2 separate regions of the Homo sapiens genome follow, and region 1 is linked to region 2. A link is a loop called in an ENCODE intact Hi-C map of the cell type or tissue named here. Cell type or tissue: gastrocnemius medialis. All regions are shown on one strand. Each heading gives the region's core, and the rest is flanking DNA. Links, peaks and the distances in the headings are about the cores only.

Region 1 (7,726 bases), core at 1,442-6,441, 350 kb after region 2:
GGAGCTCAAAGCTTGAGATCAGCCCTGTAAGCCAGATGAGAGTCATAGAATTAGAGAAGGTATGGCTTCACCGGAAGTGCCATATTTTGAAGGAGCCATTCAATTCAGTAGCAACAGAGGAAGGAGTTCTTGAGCGAGAACATCCACCTTCTATAGAAATCCTCTGTGAAGTTATCTGGTCCAGGGAAATTCAACTCAATTACATATGAAAAACTAAAAAGCAATAAATAACAAAGCTTTAGAGAGACATTCTAAAGAAAAACAATAAAAAGAAAAATAACAATAAATGAAAGTTATATCCCAGTACATTACCCCTTTCAGAAATGAAGACTTATCTACAAAGAGCGTAAAGAAGAATAGGTAATGATCATATAGCATAGGAATAAGATAAAACAAAGAGGTAAAAATGATTAACCAGGGAAGGTAGGCAGAGGAGAGCCAACATATATATATATAACTGGAGACTTTAAAGAAGAAAGCCAAAACAATGGAAAAAACAAATATTTATCAATTGAATTCAGGAACATTTTCCTGAAGAAAGATTTTACTCCGCATGTCAAATGGGCATACTATATTCAGAAAAAGTTGACCCAAATACTTAACTCTAAGACATATATTAATAACACTGACTATAAAAGATAAGAGATCATTTTATAGCAAGTAGACAAAATGATCAAGTCACCTATAAGAGAACTAAAATGAGACTGGTATCAGATTTCTCTACATCTACTTTCAGTGCCAAGAGATAATAGAGCAACATCTAGAAGACATTCAAGAAAAGACAGTATGAGCCAAGAATTTTATATCTAGCCAAACTGTCCTTCAAGTATAATCAGTTTTTGTGGAAATTACTAGAAAATGGAAAGTGAGCTAGCCAAGAAGTAGCAGGAAAAACTTCAGTTGAAGAATTGAAGATCTCAGCTCATTGATATTCTCACTGGGTCATGAGGCATTTTTGGAGGTTTGTAGAAGGGAGGGTGGTAGGTTGGACAACATTGGATACTTAGAAGCCTTTATAGCAATATCTTCAAATTTTGTGAGGAGAAGATTATTTTGAACCCAGCCAAACCCTTACCAATCTTGTATTCCTGTGATGAGTAAAATAAAGTCATTTTCAGGTTCAAAAAATAATTTTTCCCAGGAAAATAAGTGGTTATCCACTATTTTGATTTTAAAAATTAAATATCTAACTCCTGACATAATAAATGAATAGTCTTTAAACTTTTGGCTTTAAAGATTTTTTTAAGTCTTTGATGGAAAAGACATTATCACACAGAGTTTAATAAGTTTACTAGCTTTTCAGAAATTTTTTCGGAGAGTAAAAATGACAAAACAAATCAAAAGCGTGGAAATCGAATATTAAAAGGTTTCTTGGTTTAAACTGGTATGCTAGGAAGAACTACCAAGATAAAGATGTTTATACTTCAGCCCTGCAAACAAATGAGAATAAACCACATCAAAATTAAGCTTGAATATTCTCAAAAAGAAAGAAACTCTTTGTAGCCATACGAAGTAGAAAGGTAGGGGGTTGGTAACAAAGATTGGCCATTAGTATGAATCTGTGAGTTAATAAAAAATGGAAATAGACTCATTTAATGTGAGTCCCTAAAGATTTTCAGCATAGTTCCCAGATATTTGGAGTGATTGAGTCTGAAGTACTTCAGAAACGGAAATGTGACCCAGCTCCAGTGGAGCCCTCAACGGAGGCAGTGGATGGGGCCAAACTGAGTTGTTTTCAGCAGTGTGCTGATTTTAACTGTATGATCATTTTAAAAAATAGGAATACTTCCAGACATCTTTGTTTTTCAACCATGTTTACCAAGATTTCACCCTTGGGGAATAGATTTTCATCTTAATTTATGGAAGTCTTTGAGAAACCTGGGAAATGGCTAATGAGGTAGATCTTTTTAGTGGTAGATAAAAATTAGGAGATGTTAGAATCTTTTTAATAATAACTACAGTTTTTTAAAACAACATTTAAAATTATGAAAATAGCCAGGCACGGTGGCTCATGCCTGTAATCCCAGCACTTTGGGAGGCCGAGGCAGGCGGATCACCTGAGGTCGAGAGTTCAAGACCAGCCTGACCAACATGGAGTAACACCATCTCTACTAAAAATACAAAATTATCCTGGCGTGGTGGCATATGCTGGTAATCCCAGCTACCCGGGAGGCTGAGGCAGGAGAATTGCTTGAACCTGGGAGGCAGAGGTTGTGGTGAGCCAAGCTCATGCTGTTGCACTCTAGCCTGGGCAACAAGAGTGAAATTCTGTCTAGGAAAAAAAAACAAATTATGAAAATAGCCTTTTGTTTAAAAAAATACATAAATAGCAGAAGTAATCTGGTAGGAGAATTGAACATCAAATGGTTGGGTTTTATTTTAGCAAAACATAGATGTTTTGTGTACACAATTTATTCTTTATGTAAATGCCACTTACGTTCAACAGCTAATTCCCAACTTGGATTTATGTGTTATTTGAAACAGAATTTGATTCTTATTGTCTCGTGACAAATGGCTGTTTTCTCACACATTTTTATGAAAAGTTATAATCTTGAGTTGAAAGAATGGAAGAATAAAGCTTGACTTTTAAACATGAAGTGTATAGCTTAATTCAAAGAAAATTAAATAGTGCTATGTTAAAAGTAGGCAGAGTTCTTCACATTGTAGAAGTCAGTCTGGAGACTTGATTGTTGTAAATGTCCTTTTGTTTGTTTGTTTTACTGTTTTGTAACATAATCTGAAGGGTTTTATAAAAATAAATGCAGAGAGGTGAATTTAGCTTCACCACTCTTATTTGCATATCTGATCGCTTAGTAAATGGTAGTAATATTAATAGGATGCTTGCCTAGAATGAAAGAAGGGAATTTTTATAAGGAGGGTATGATCACTATTCACCCAGAATATAAGTATTCACTCTTACATATAAATCAACGCCTCATGTATCATTGGTTGATTTTGATAAAAATTATGCAATTTCAAGAAAGCAGAAAGCTCTTTATTCCAACATGTTTTTACCCTCACTGACAAAAATGACAACTTGAAAAATTATTTAGAAACTTGCATATGATAATCAGGGGTGGTATTTAGTGTCATTAGGGACAAAGTTTAGGGTTTTTTTGAGAATGTAAAACTGTACATGTTGGTTTTGTTTTAGCACATATGACAGGAACAAACTAAAACTATTCAATCTGTTGCCTTGTTCTGATAGATGTGTATGGACTCAGAAAAACATATGATCTACACTTTTGGTGGTAGAATTTTGACTTGTAATGGCAGCGTAGATGACAGCAGAGCCAGTGAACCACAATTCAGTGGCTTGTTTGCTTTCAACTGTCAATGTCAAACCTGGAAACTTCTTCGAGAGGACTCCTGTAATGCTGGGCCTGAGGACATCCAGTCTCGAATAGGACACTGCATGTTATTCCACTCAGTAAGAACATTCCGTACATTGCGTAAATGTTATTTTGTCATGTATATCTAGATAGGAAAAGAAGTGGTGAAATCTAATTCTTTAGGAAGAGATTAGTGTAGCAATGACAGAGAAAGACAAAACTTCTTTAACAGTGAACTGTTTGCTAATTATGAGACTCTTCCCATCAACCTGGTAATTCCTAAATAGTTACTACCTGGCTACCAACCTGGGCAATCTTATGACTAATTTCACTGCTTATGTAGATTTTGTAGCTATGTTCCTTTCTTATGCCTTTCCACTTACGTCTCTTAGTAATTAGAAGGACAATTTCTTACTCTGTTCTTATTTTCCCTTCTGCTATTCTCCATTAAGTACAAAGAATTTAAGATTTGATTTTATAGAATTAGAATTTAAATGTATCAGCAATGGTCAGGAGCAGTGGATCACTTGATTCCAGAAGTTTGAGACGAGCCTGGCCAACATGGCGAAACCCCATCCCCAGTAAAAATACAAAAATTAGCCTGGCGTGGTGACCTGTGCCTGTAGTCCCAGCCTCCCAAGTAGCTGGGATTACAGGCATGCACCACCACGCCCGGCTAATTTTTTGTATTTAGTAAAGACAGGGTTTCACCATGTTGGCCAGGCTGGTCTTGAACTCCTGACCTCAGGTGATCCACCCGCCTCTGCCTTCTGCGGTGTTGGGATTACAGGCATGAGCCACTGTACCTGGCCACTTTCTTGATGCTCAAATTTTTCTCTTTGGCTAGTAGGAGCACCCCCCACAACATATTTATGTATCTTTTTTTGTAAGAGAAAAATTAAATTGTGAATTCATACTGATATGTCTGATTCAAATAAAATATTTTTTATCTTAATGTCTTCTATTTTGTAACTTTATATCTTTTCTTTTTACCCCGACTGGAGCGCAGATCGTAGCTCACTACAGCCTTGAATGTCAGGGCTCAAATGATCCTCTCACCTTAGCCCCCCAAGTAGCTAAAACTACAGGTGTGTACCACCACACCTGGGTTTTGAGTAGTAGTAGTAGTAGTAGTAGTAGTAGTAGTAGTAGTAGAAGAAGTAGTAGTAGTAGTAGTAGTAGTAGTAGTAGTAGTAGTAGTAGTAGTAGTAGTAGTAGAAGTGGAAGTGGAAGTGGAAGTAGGAGACAGGGCCTTGCTGTGTTGCCCAGGCTGTCTCAAGCAATCCTCTCACCTTGGCCTGCCCAAATGCTAGGACTACAGGTGTGAGCCACCATGCCTGGCCTATTTTTGTGTCTTTTAAGGTTAAAATCCTGCTTCATAACATTAGTTGCTTTGTCTGTCTATAATAGCTTTCACAGTAAAGAAAACTAACAACAGAATCACTGAGTGCTGTTTAACGTTGCTTTCTGATTATTTTTCTGTTTAGGATTTAGACTTCTAGGGATGGGTAGTCAAAAAGTATGTATTAAAATCATTAGAAATACTATTTCTGTGTCTGAGTATATCTTTATATACAGATAGGTTTATTTGTTGGATTTTTTTTGCCCAAATTTTAGATTTTTTTTTTGAGTTAATTTTGTCTTCTAATTAAATAAAAGCATATACATTGTTCTAAAGTCAAAACCATACATCAAGGTATTATTTTTGGAGAGGTCTTCCTGCTCTGTTCCTGCCACTATAGGTAACTGTCTTTTATTAGGTTTTGGTTTATCCTTCCTTTGTTTTTCAAAAAAAGAAGCAATCTCTATTCTCGCTCTCGCTTGCGTGCTCTCTCTCTCACTTTTCCCCTCTCTCACATTCTCTTTCCCTCTCTCCCTCTCTTTTTGTCTGATGCACAGATATTCCTTCTTCTCCATTCCTACACAAAGGAAGAAGGAACCTGTATATATTATTCTGCACCTTGCTTTTCTTCTTTAACAGGATGTCCTAGAGATCCCCTTTTAGCAATATGTAGAGAGCTTCCTCTTTCCCTTTTATTCCAGCATAGTACTCCATTGGGATCTGTTATAAAATTACTTTTGTAGAGGTTTAAGTTTTTAAAGGATCATTCTGAGTTCTTCATGGAAGTGATAAGTTACTCCTTTCTTTTTTTTTTTCTTCTTTTTCAGAAAAATCGTTGCTTATATGTATTTGGTGGCCAGCGATCAAAGACCTATTTGAATGATTTCTTTAGTTATGATGTGGACTCTGATCATGTAGACATAATATCAGATGGCACCAAGAAAGACTCTGGGATGGGTAAGGGCATTGAGTGATTTCTTCTCTCATGTCTTAACTACTTTAGGTAGAAAACTGCAGTTCATTCTCTTTTCTTTCTAATCATTTTTCACCCTTTCTTTATTTCTTTAATTGAGTAATTCCAAGTAAGAGAAAGAAAATTCTACCAGCTTATTCAGTTCTATCTATTTTTAAATATGGGAATTACTATTTCCTTCAAGCAGAAAATATGTGAATTTCTAAATGAATTGTGTGTGTGCTTGTTGGGGGGCGGGGTAGGAAGAATCAATATCTTAAAAACTTTTTATTCTGTGTTTGCTAATTTTTTTCATCTTCTATTTTCACTGTAGTGATCTTTATATTAGGCACTAGCATAGTAGGGTGTGTGTCTTAAGGGGGGAACTTCATGGGATTGGTAACACCTTGTAAGTTTAAAAGCTCAGCATCTAGGAGGTTATTAGTAGTGGAATGGCTGGTTTGCTTAGATTATGCATATTGCCCTGGCATAATTATTAATAGTGCTCCATTCATTTTCAAAAGTGTCCTGTTTTGATCATTTATAGTTACCCTACATAGTAGTTGCTTTGCCTGTGATTATTGTACCTAAAAGAGTGGCTTTAATTAAGGTGCAATGGTTTAAAATGCTAATTTGAACAATAGAGTGAGAAATTAAATCAGCTGCTTTTCTTTTTAGCTGTTGCTTATAGATTGGTGTTTTTATTATTGGCTCTTTTGCCAAATGTGGATAAAAGCACTTGTTTCACAGACATTGTTTCTGGATATTTTATTGATTAATACAAGCTTCCTTTAAAACAAAAACAACAAAAATATTTTTAAATTAAAATATTTGTTCACATTTAAGAAGAAAAACTTGTTTTAAAACAAACAAACAAAAAAACAAAAGATAGGCAAGGCACAGTCGCATATGCCTGTAATTCCAGCTAGTCCAGAGACGGACATGGGAGGATTGCTTGAATCTAGGAGTTTAGGACCAGCCTGAGCAACAAAGCAAGACCCTGTCTCTACAAAAAGGAGGTTTCCAGATAAAAGTAGACTCAATAGATATGTTAAGCATTTGGAAGAAAAATCTGTTGATGAGTATAAATAGCATCTAATGTAAAAAACGAAGGATAGGGACACAACAGGAAAAGCGAAACTTTTTATAAAAAAGGAGACATTATCACAGTAAATTTCTTGGCTTTACAGTAAGCAGTATTTCCCTAATCATAATGCAGAACTACAGCCAGTTTAACCAAAAATTGGGATGAAATATAGTGGGAAGATAGTGTAAGTGTAGTAAACATCTTCGTCTATTACAACAGGAAATTAGTAGGTAATGTCTAAAATAGCAGCTTAGCATGTGATTTAGAAATATGGACCTGAATAGGTAATAACATTATTTACCCTATCTAAAATTGTCTTATTTACTCATTTATTTACTGTTGCCATAGGAGAGTGTAGAGCTATATGATTTAATATTTGACTTTCTCTGGCTTTTAAGAGTTATTCTAACTTACCATTAAAATAACTAGGAGGGTCAGGCGCAGTGGCTCATGTCTTTAATCCCAGCACTTTGGGAGGCTAAGGTGAGAGGACTGCTTGAGCCCAGGAGTTTGAGACTAGCCTGGGCAGCATAGTTAGCCCTCATCTCTATAAAATAAAAATAAAATAGCAGGAGAGAGGTAATACTCCTTCTACAATCCTAAGATGGGTCTCCCTGAAAAAGGTAGTGAAGATAGTAATTGATATGACAATATGTTGAAAATTATGGCATGCTGACTCAGTGCTAGACTACGGACACAGTGGATACAAGGCAATCACAGTCTCTCAAAGTGCTTATAATCTAGCTAGTAGGTAATGTATTCCCATGGATAATAATTACTACTCTTTATTTAGACCCTACCATATACCAGAATATCTTTAATTGGTGGTATTATTCTAATGTACAAGATGAAAACAGTTACACAACTACGTAATGACAGAGCTGGGATTTAGAAGTTTGAGTGCAAGGAAGGTGTTTCTGCCATGCTAAACTACTGCCCAAGATTAAAAGAAAAAAGTGGCGGCCACGTGAGGTGGCTTACACCTGTAATCCCAGCAGTTTGGGAGGCCAAGA
Region 2 (7,726 bases), core at 1,237-6,236:
GGAACCCAGCTAGAGAGGAAGCACCTACAGCAAAAAGCCCTATATGAACAATTCTTTTGTAATTCCCACAGCACCTAACTCGTGCTATGCACATAATAGGTATTAAAAAAGTGTTCACTGAAAGAATGGTTTGTTGTTTTGTTTTGAGACAGGGTCTTACTCTGTCACCCAGACTAGAGTGCAGTGGCATGATCACAGGTCACTGTAGCCCTGGCCTCCCAAGCCCAAGTGATCCTCCTGCCTCAACCTCCCTGAGTATCTGGGATCACAGGCACAGGTCACCACACCTGGGTAAAGGCAAACTCTCACTATGTCGCCCAGGCTAGTCTCAAACTCCTGGACTCAAGCAATCTTCCTGCCTCAGCCTCCCAAAGTGCTGGGATTACAGGCGTAAGCCACCACGCCCGGCCTAGAATGGGCTTTTTTAAAACAATTAAGGGCATGGGAACTACTGCTAGGCAATGGGGGAAAGGTCTCAAAGCTCACTGGCAGAGTCTTCTGAAAAAAACCTCCAGTCTTTCAGCTTTTCTTCAATACTTTAAACTCACCTTTCCTATCCTTCCACATTGTTACAACTGTCTTCTCTCTGACACAAACAATGCCAGATTATCCTACTAAGAATGGAAAAACCTGTTCCACAACCATAAATAAAGCAACTCTAGAAGTTGGAGCAGCAAAATTCTCTTAAATTTTACTTACATGATGAGATTACTCTTGAAGACTGTAAGAAAGTGTAAACCACTTGAAAAGAGTACCTCTGAATAACGTGTCCATGGACTATTCCTGCAGTTTGAAACTAGGGAAGAACTGCCTTTTAAAGTGTTTTAACTTCAGTTAATCAAGACAATGCTAGAGACATCTGAATACAGAAGCAACTAGCATCTTGACTCAGACAGCCTGTGTCTAACAACAACACGTGTTGAAAAGTTGATTCACTAACAAGAAAAAAACAGGAATGCTACTAAAAAATAGGGGTACTACTTAAAGTGAAATTGCAAGAACCTACAATAAGAAGAATTGAAACCTATTTCATTTTTTTTCACCTGATTGGAATTCAGAAGGACCTAAAAATACAACCCTCCGAAAATTAAGATCCAAAGAGGTTAAACACACCTAATCCAATATCTCGTAACTCAGAAGTTAAAGTCAAAGCTTGCTTGAGAACTCAAATATAATGGTCTTCTCATGCTATTCTGTCCACTTCACTTCTAAATTTCCTAACCTTATCTTCTGCCCAAAAAGCACAGTGGACAGGGAGGTGGAAGACCTAACTGTGGTCCGCTATGCTGTGAACCAGGTGTGTAAGTTTAAGTAAATTGTCTCATTTATAAAATGAGAAGATTGAACTCAATGTGCTCCCAAGGCCCTTACAGCTAGAATATACTGTGCTCCTTCAGAGTGGCATAGGTCACAGTTGCTATTTAACACAAATTTGACTCTACCACATTTTTTACATACCAAACTCTGTTATAATTTAAGAAATTTAAAAATACTACTTTAACCCAAACAATATCTTTGTTTACCAAAAATTTCCATACGTAGAAAGGACCCTGAAATTCTATATGGTTATTTATTACCAAAATTTAGGCAAACTGTTCTTTAAACTTCAATCTGAAACCTATTTGAATGCCTAGTTAAATCTGAAAGTCTAAACACCTATCTGAAACCTATTTGAATGCCTATTTAAATCTGAAAATTTAAACATCAATCTGAAACCTATTTGAATGCCCATTTAAATATCAAAAACAGCTTGAGAAGTGATACATTTCACATATCTTTTCCATTCAACCTGAAATATGCTATATAAACATATTAAACTCTTCAGAAATAATTTGCACTGGCTGGGTGTGGTGGCTCACGCCTGTCATTCCAGCAATTTGGGAGGCCGACGTGGGTGGACCATCCGGGAGGTTAGAAGTTCGAGAGACCAGCCTGGCCAACTTGGTGAAACCCCGTCTTTACTAAAAATATAAAATTAGCCGGGTGTGGTGGTGCATGCCTGTAATACCAGCTACTTGGGAGGCTGAGGCAGGAGAATTGCTTGAACCCAGGAGGTGGAGACTGCAGTGAACCGAGATCATCCCACTGCATTCCAGCCTGGGCAACAAGAGTGAAACTCCGGGCCAGGCACAGTGGCTCACACCTGTCATCCCAGCACTATGGGAGGCTGAGGTGGGTGGATCACCTGAGGTTAGAAGTTCAAGAGACCAGCCTGGCCAACATGGTAAAACCCCATCTCTACTAAAAATACAAAATTAGCCAGGTGTGGTGGTGCATGCCTGTAATACCAGCTACTTGGGAGGCTGAGGCAGAAGAATTGCTTGAACCCAGGAGGTGGAGGTTGCAGTAAACCAGGGTTATCCCACTGCATTCCAGTCTGGGCAACAAGAGTGAAACTCCAGGCCGAGCACGGTGGCTCATGCCTGTAATGCCAGCACTTTGGGAGGCCAAGGCGGGTGGATCACCTGAGGTCAGGAGTTCGAGACCAGCCTGGCCAACATGGTGAAACCCCGTCTCTACTAAAAATATAAAACTAGCTGGGTGTGGTGGTGTATGCCTGTAATACCAGCTACTTGGGAGGCTGAGGCAGAAGAACTGCTTGAACCCAGGAGGCAGAGGTTGCAGTGAGCCAAGATCATCCTACTGCATTCCAGCCTGGGCCACAAGAGTGAAACTCTGTCTCAAAAAACAAACAAACAAACAAACAAATAAATAATTTGCACCAGCATGCGATTTTACAGACCATAATATCAGAGTAAAATTTGTCTTTAGTTCTGGACTGCCATTAATCAGGCTAAAAAAAATGCCTATGGTAAGTGTAGGATGTTTCCTAGGCTATCCATATAAGGAATGGAAGAAGGTAAAAGGAAAAAGAGAAGAAACGGAAAAGAACCAAAAAAGACAAAAAAGGAAGGAAACTGAGTGAGTAAAGAACGCAGGAAAAAACGACAATAAACAGGGAGGAAAAGAATGGCCCACAACTGGCTTGCTGATATGCCAGGGCCAGGGTGGGCCTGCATCCACAAAACACTCAGACAGATTCCAGACGTATTCAGGTTTTTTGTTTGTTTTGTTTAATTTTGGACAGAAAGTTTACCCAGAGGGGACATGTTTCCTTGTGCCTGCTCCTAGGCTCCCTGTTGAGGACTAGGAAGATTCCAATGCATGAAAAGGAACACAGAGTCCACAGTCCAGAATACTCTAGATGAGGGGCCCCCAAGTCCCGGGCTACAGATGGGTACTGGTCTGTGGCCTGTTAGGAACTGGACCACGCAGCAGGAGGTGTGCAGTGGACTAGCAAGCAAAGCTTCATCTGTATTTACAGCCGCACCCCATCACTCGCATCACCGCCTGAGCTCCGCCTCCTGTCAGATCACCAGCAGCGTTGGATTCTCATAAGAGCACCAACCCTACTGTGAACTGCACATGCGAGGGATCTAGGCTGCGGGTTCCTTACGAGAGTCTAATGCCTGACGGCCTGTCATTGTCTCCCATCATTCCGAGATGGGACCATCTAGTTACAGGAAAACAAGCTCTGGGCTCCCACTGATACTACATTATGGTGAGTTGTATAATTACTTCATTATATATGACAATGTAATAATAATAGAAATAAAGTGCACAATAAATGGAATGCGCTTGAATCAACCTGAAACCATCCCCCACCCCACCCATCCGTGGAAAAATTATCTTCCACAAACCAGTCCCTGGTGCCAAAAAGATTGGAGACTGCTGCCCTAGATGACTGACCTGCAATGTCCAAGACCCAACATGTTCCTGAGGAGTAATCTTACCAGAGCTTACAGCTCTTACTCCAAAAGAGCACGATGATCAACAAACACGTTTTAGGAAGTAAGATGAGTATTTATGCAATTACAGTTCAGTGCTTTAAAACAACTGTTACCCTCCAAAAACAACAATAAATGTGGTCAGAATGCATCCATTGCCAATGGATTCTCGGGAGCCACTGTGGTTTCCCTCCACAATGCAGGACCGCTTTCTGGGGTAAGTGGCTGGACCACTCAGACCAAGAATGAGCCGAGGACGTGCCGCCACTGTTTCCCACAGAAGAGCAAATGTTCTTCAGTTATTGCAAGGCATGATTTCTCATACAGATGATCACTTTTAAAACTTTAGAGCAATTCTGTTGTTTGGATATTTCTGTTGTTTAGAATCCCAAATGATCTTTTATTTTTTAAAAAAATATGTATCTCAAAAACATACTGCAGATGATATGAAATGACTAAACAGGGTACTGATTAAGTCTATAAAGTCATTGTTCCAAACTGCTTGTTAGGCAGTAACAAAGATATATGGCAAAGAACAAACCCCTATGTTTCTTTTTCAGAAGAATTAAATTAGTAGCAGAAAGAATCTCAATTTAGAACCCTTTAAAAGGGGGAGCAAAGGGGGATGTTATATCTTTTTCCATAAAAATAAGAGACGTGTAAGCAGAGTAACTTTTTGTAAGCTAACTAAGAGGCATAAAACAAACTACAGATTTCAAAGATAAAATCCAAAATAAACAACATTTAAAAAAAAAACTTTCATTTGCTATTAAATACCTGAATTTTCAGGCAATACACGCTAAAAATGGAAGAGTCACCACAAATTATTTTGGAAGTGAGCCCATAAAAAGTAGGTATTATAAAGTTCTAAAAAGCTAAAAAATAGGAATAGCTAAAGGAATATGAATGACACTAAGGACAAAGGATTAAATAAATGTTCTTAGCATAGCAATAACTAATCTCTCTGGAAACAAACAAAAAAGATAAACACAGATTTTAAAAAATAAACAATATGTGCAATGAATGCATGACACATCAATACAAAAGCAGACAGCAAAACAACTGTCAGTGGCCTTGACAATGGACAGATAAGTAGCTTGGTGAACATAACAAAAAGATTCAGTACTAACAAAAATGTCCCTAGAAATAGGACACTAGCACTTACGGTCACAGGCCATGCACAATTTTGCAAGAGAAAGATCTGAAGTGGCATTTTTTATGAGTTGTATAAGAATTAACAGAGGCATGAAGCAGGTTCCCAGAAACTCTCCTAGTGGTTTAAATACCATCACCGAAAGAACAACTTTAGAAGGCCACTGCCTCCTTCATGGAGATGAAAAGCAGCCGAATATTTCACACCTGTGTCAGCAATTTTTCCAAAGTGTAATCCAGGTTCAATATTCGGGTATTCTAACGTAGATATCACAATAAAGACAAGGGTGCCCTCCTGACCCATCCCTAACTCCTGAAGAAGAGGGCGGGCCACAAGGCAGGCAATCTAATTTAAGGAGTCCAAGATCGTTTTACCTGGGGACTCAAAGGCATCACCCCTACACTGAGACCAGTCTTGATTACTGGGTACCTTTCAAAATGCTGAAGTTTCCTGTGAGGGTCTACAACCATACCACCGTATGAATAATCTCAATCACAGCATTTTAGGGCTGGAAAGACCGTTCTCCATCCAACCTCTCATTTCAGATGAGCGGAGACTCAAATCTCTCACAGGGTTCCATAGCTAGTTGGAACCAGAAATCCAGCAGAAATACTGTAAGCAAGCTTGTCCAAGATGTGGTCCAGGACAGCTTTGAATGTGGCTCAACACAAATTCACAAACTTTCTTAAAACGCTATGAGATTTTTTTTGCAATTTTTTTTTTTTTTAGCTCATCAGCTATCGTTAGTGTCCGTGTATTTTACGTGTGGCCCAAGACAGTTCTTCTTGTTCCAGTGTGGCCCAGGGAAGCCAAAAGATTGGACACTCCTGGAGGTGCAGCACAGTATCTAACACTACCTCAATACTTTTTCCACCGAACTACGTAAGACCAGCCACAGCCCAGAAAAAGAACTTCCCACAGGAAAAGGAGGAAGAGGAAAATGTGGAGGAAATCTACGAGGAGGGGATTGGCCAACCGCAAGTCAGCATGGGATGCTGGACACCTGGCCGTGCGAGAAACAGAAACGTGAGAAGTTGGAAGAAAGGAGCATAAAGAGATGGGAGAAGGCAAAGGCAGACACTGCCACTTAAGCACTAGTCTAGTAAGACTAGTACTTAATAAAGTACAAGAAAAAAGAACGGTCATTAACATCCTAACTCTCTAAAGCACAGGAGCCTTTTTAAAGGGCTTGAGGAAGTGGCAGAGACAAACTCCAAGAAAGCCTGGAGGAGGGGATCACACAGCAGCTCCCTGATTCACTAATTCAGAGGTGGTCCCAGCATCTTGTTAAGCAGACTGCCAACCCCAGCCTCACACTGTCAAGTCTGAAGGATTTGAAAGTTTCACAGATTTAACTACGAAGATTATGTCACAGATACATATTTGAGTCAAGAAATGAGTACAGATCTGGGTAGCAAATCACACGTAGCTCTTTTCAAAGAGAAAGAGGTGATCAAAATCTAAAGCTGGGTCCATGAAACATAGCTCAAATCAATTACGCGTATGCCAAATCAACTCTTAAGATTTTAAGGCTCAATCCTCTTATAAAAGCGGTGAGACAATATACAATTTCAAGATAAAACTAAAACTGGTAGTGTGAAAAGCAGAGAAGTCTCATGGTCTCAACCCAGCTTCGTGGTCTGCGCTATACAAATGATTTGTTTCCTAATCCATAAAGCACGCCTAGTAATAACGGTCATGTGTGCCTTCCAGAAACTTGATTTAAACAAGGTAACGATCATAAAGCAATCTAAAAATGTAAGCATTGCATGAATTCTGGGCATAACTTTGGAAAGGCATTTGACATGAGTCAAATAATAGCACCTGGCGATATTGCGAAGTATTCACCAGAAACAAAAAGGAAAACTTATTCATTTATTATTTTCTAACAAAGAACCCTGTGCTATTGACTCATCTTGACATAGTTAATATGTCTTTTAAAAGTTTCAGGACATTTAAAAACTTACAACATTCCATTTTTGTCTTCCCATTCCCTGCTCACCAATTTCTTCTATTTTATTTCTCTGCTTTCAGGTAAAGTTATATATATTTTCCTCAAAGTCTTAACTTTTCTTTTCTCTCCAATACATTTAGTCATATTAGAATATACTGTCAAACCTCACTTGGACTCAACTTGAGTCCATCTGATTCTCAGCACCTGGGAGTCTGGTTTAACATGGAATGCTTCCAGAGCGCCACCTGTCCTCTTAGAATGCCTTGGAATCTCCACCAACGCCTCCCCAAGATCTTCCCTCTCCCATAAACATACACCCTAAGAACGGTGTGCTTGCTATGAAAGGGCTGCTTGAAGACAAGTCTCCTAGTAACCCCACTCCCTTTCCTACCAGATTCCAGCCCCACAGTCCCCTCATTTAGAAACTACAGAGCCACCACTGTTCTCCAAGGTCATCAAAATCAGGAATGACTGTGCCCTGACGTACTCATCCATGCCCCGATGGACATTTCCTTCCCGCAACCATGATTCTTCCGTGAGGCTGTTATCTTTAGGGGATGTCCAAGTTAACGCTGTCACAGTCTATTATGGACCCAAATCCGTGGAGTTTTGTCTAGAAAAAACTGTGTCTCATGAAAATCATTTTATCTAGTGAGTCCACAACTATATAATGTGCTGCATTGTACTCTGTAGCTGCATATTAAGAGAAGACCACATGCCATGTCATGCACCTGTAGTCCCAGCTACTCAGAAGGCTGAGGTGGGGGGATTAGTTGAGCCCAGGAGTTCAAGGGCAGTCTAGGCAATCCAGCGAGACTCCATTTCTAAAAC

Evidence for each region. Peaks named below come from ENCODE experiments on the same cell type or tissue, not always from the same donor. Only the 100,000 strongest peaks of a DNase experiment are listed, where the experiment ranks them.
Region 1: a loop joins it to region 2, with 2.4 times the contacts of the local background. A loop is called at or near these places in 3 of 110 quality-filtered maps.

The regions. Positions count from the first base shown.
Region 1 is chr7:131,440,273-131,447,998 of GRCh38, forward strand. MKLN1 (muskelin 1) reads left to right here. Exons shown (of 18, transcript NM_013255.5): 11 at 3,209-3,430; 12 at 5,502-5,631. Among named protein-coding and RNA genes, the nearest start is that of PODXL, 110 kb to the right of the region's middle. In gastrocnemius medialis, for the core only: no CTCF peak of the experiment used is centred there; a DNase peak (open chromatin) is centred at 3,379; H3K27ac peaks cover 3,988 bases.
Region 2 is chr7:131,091,585-131,099,310 of GRCh38, forward strand. All of the region lies in intron 2 of LINC-PINT (long intergenic non-protein coding RNA, p53 induced transcript), which reads right to left. Among named protein-coding and RNA genes, the nearest start is that of LINC-PINT, 14 kb to the right of the region's middle. RefSeq lists an enhancer at 1-24. In gastrocnemius medialis, for the core only: no CTCF peak of the experiment used is centred there; a DNase peak (open chromatin) is centred at 3,347; H3K4me3 peaks cover 1,173 bases; H3K27ac peaks cover 3,981 bases.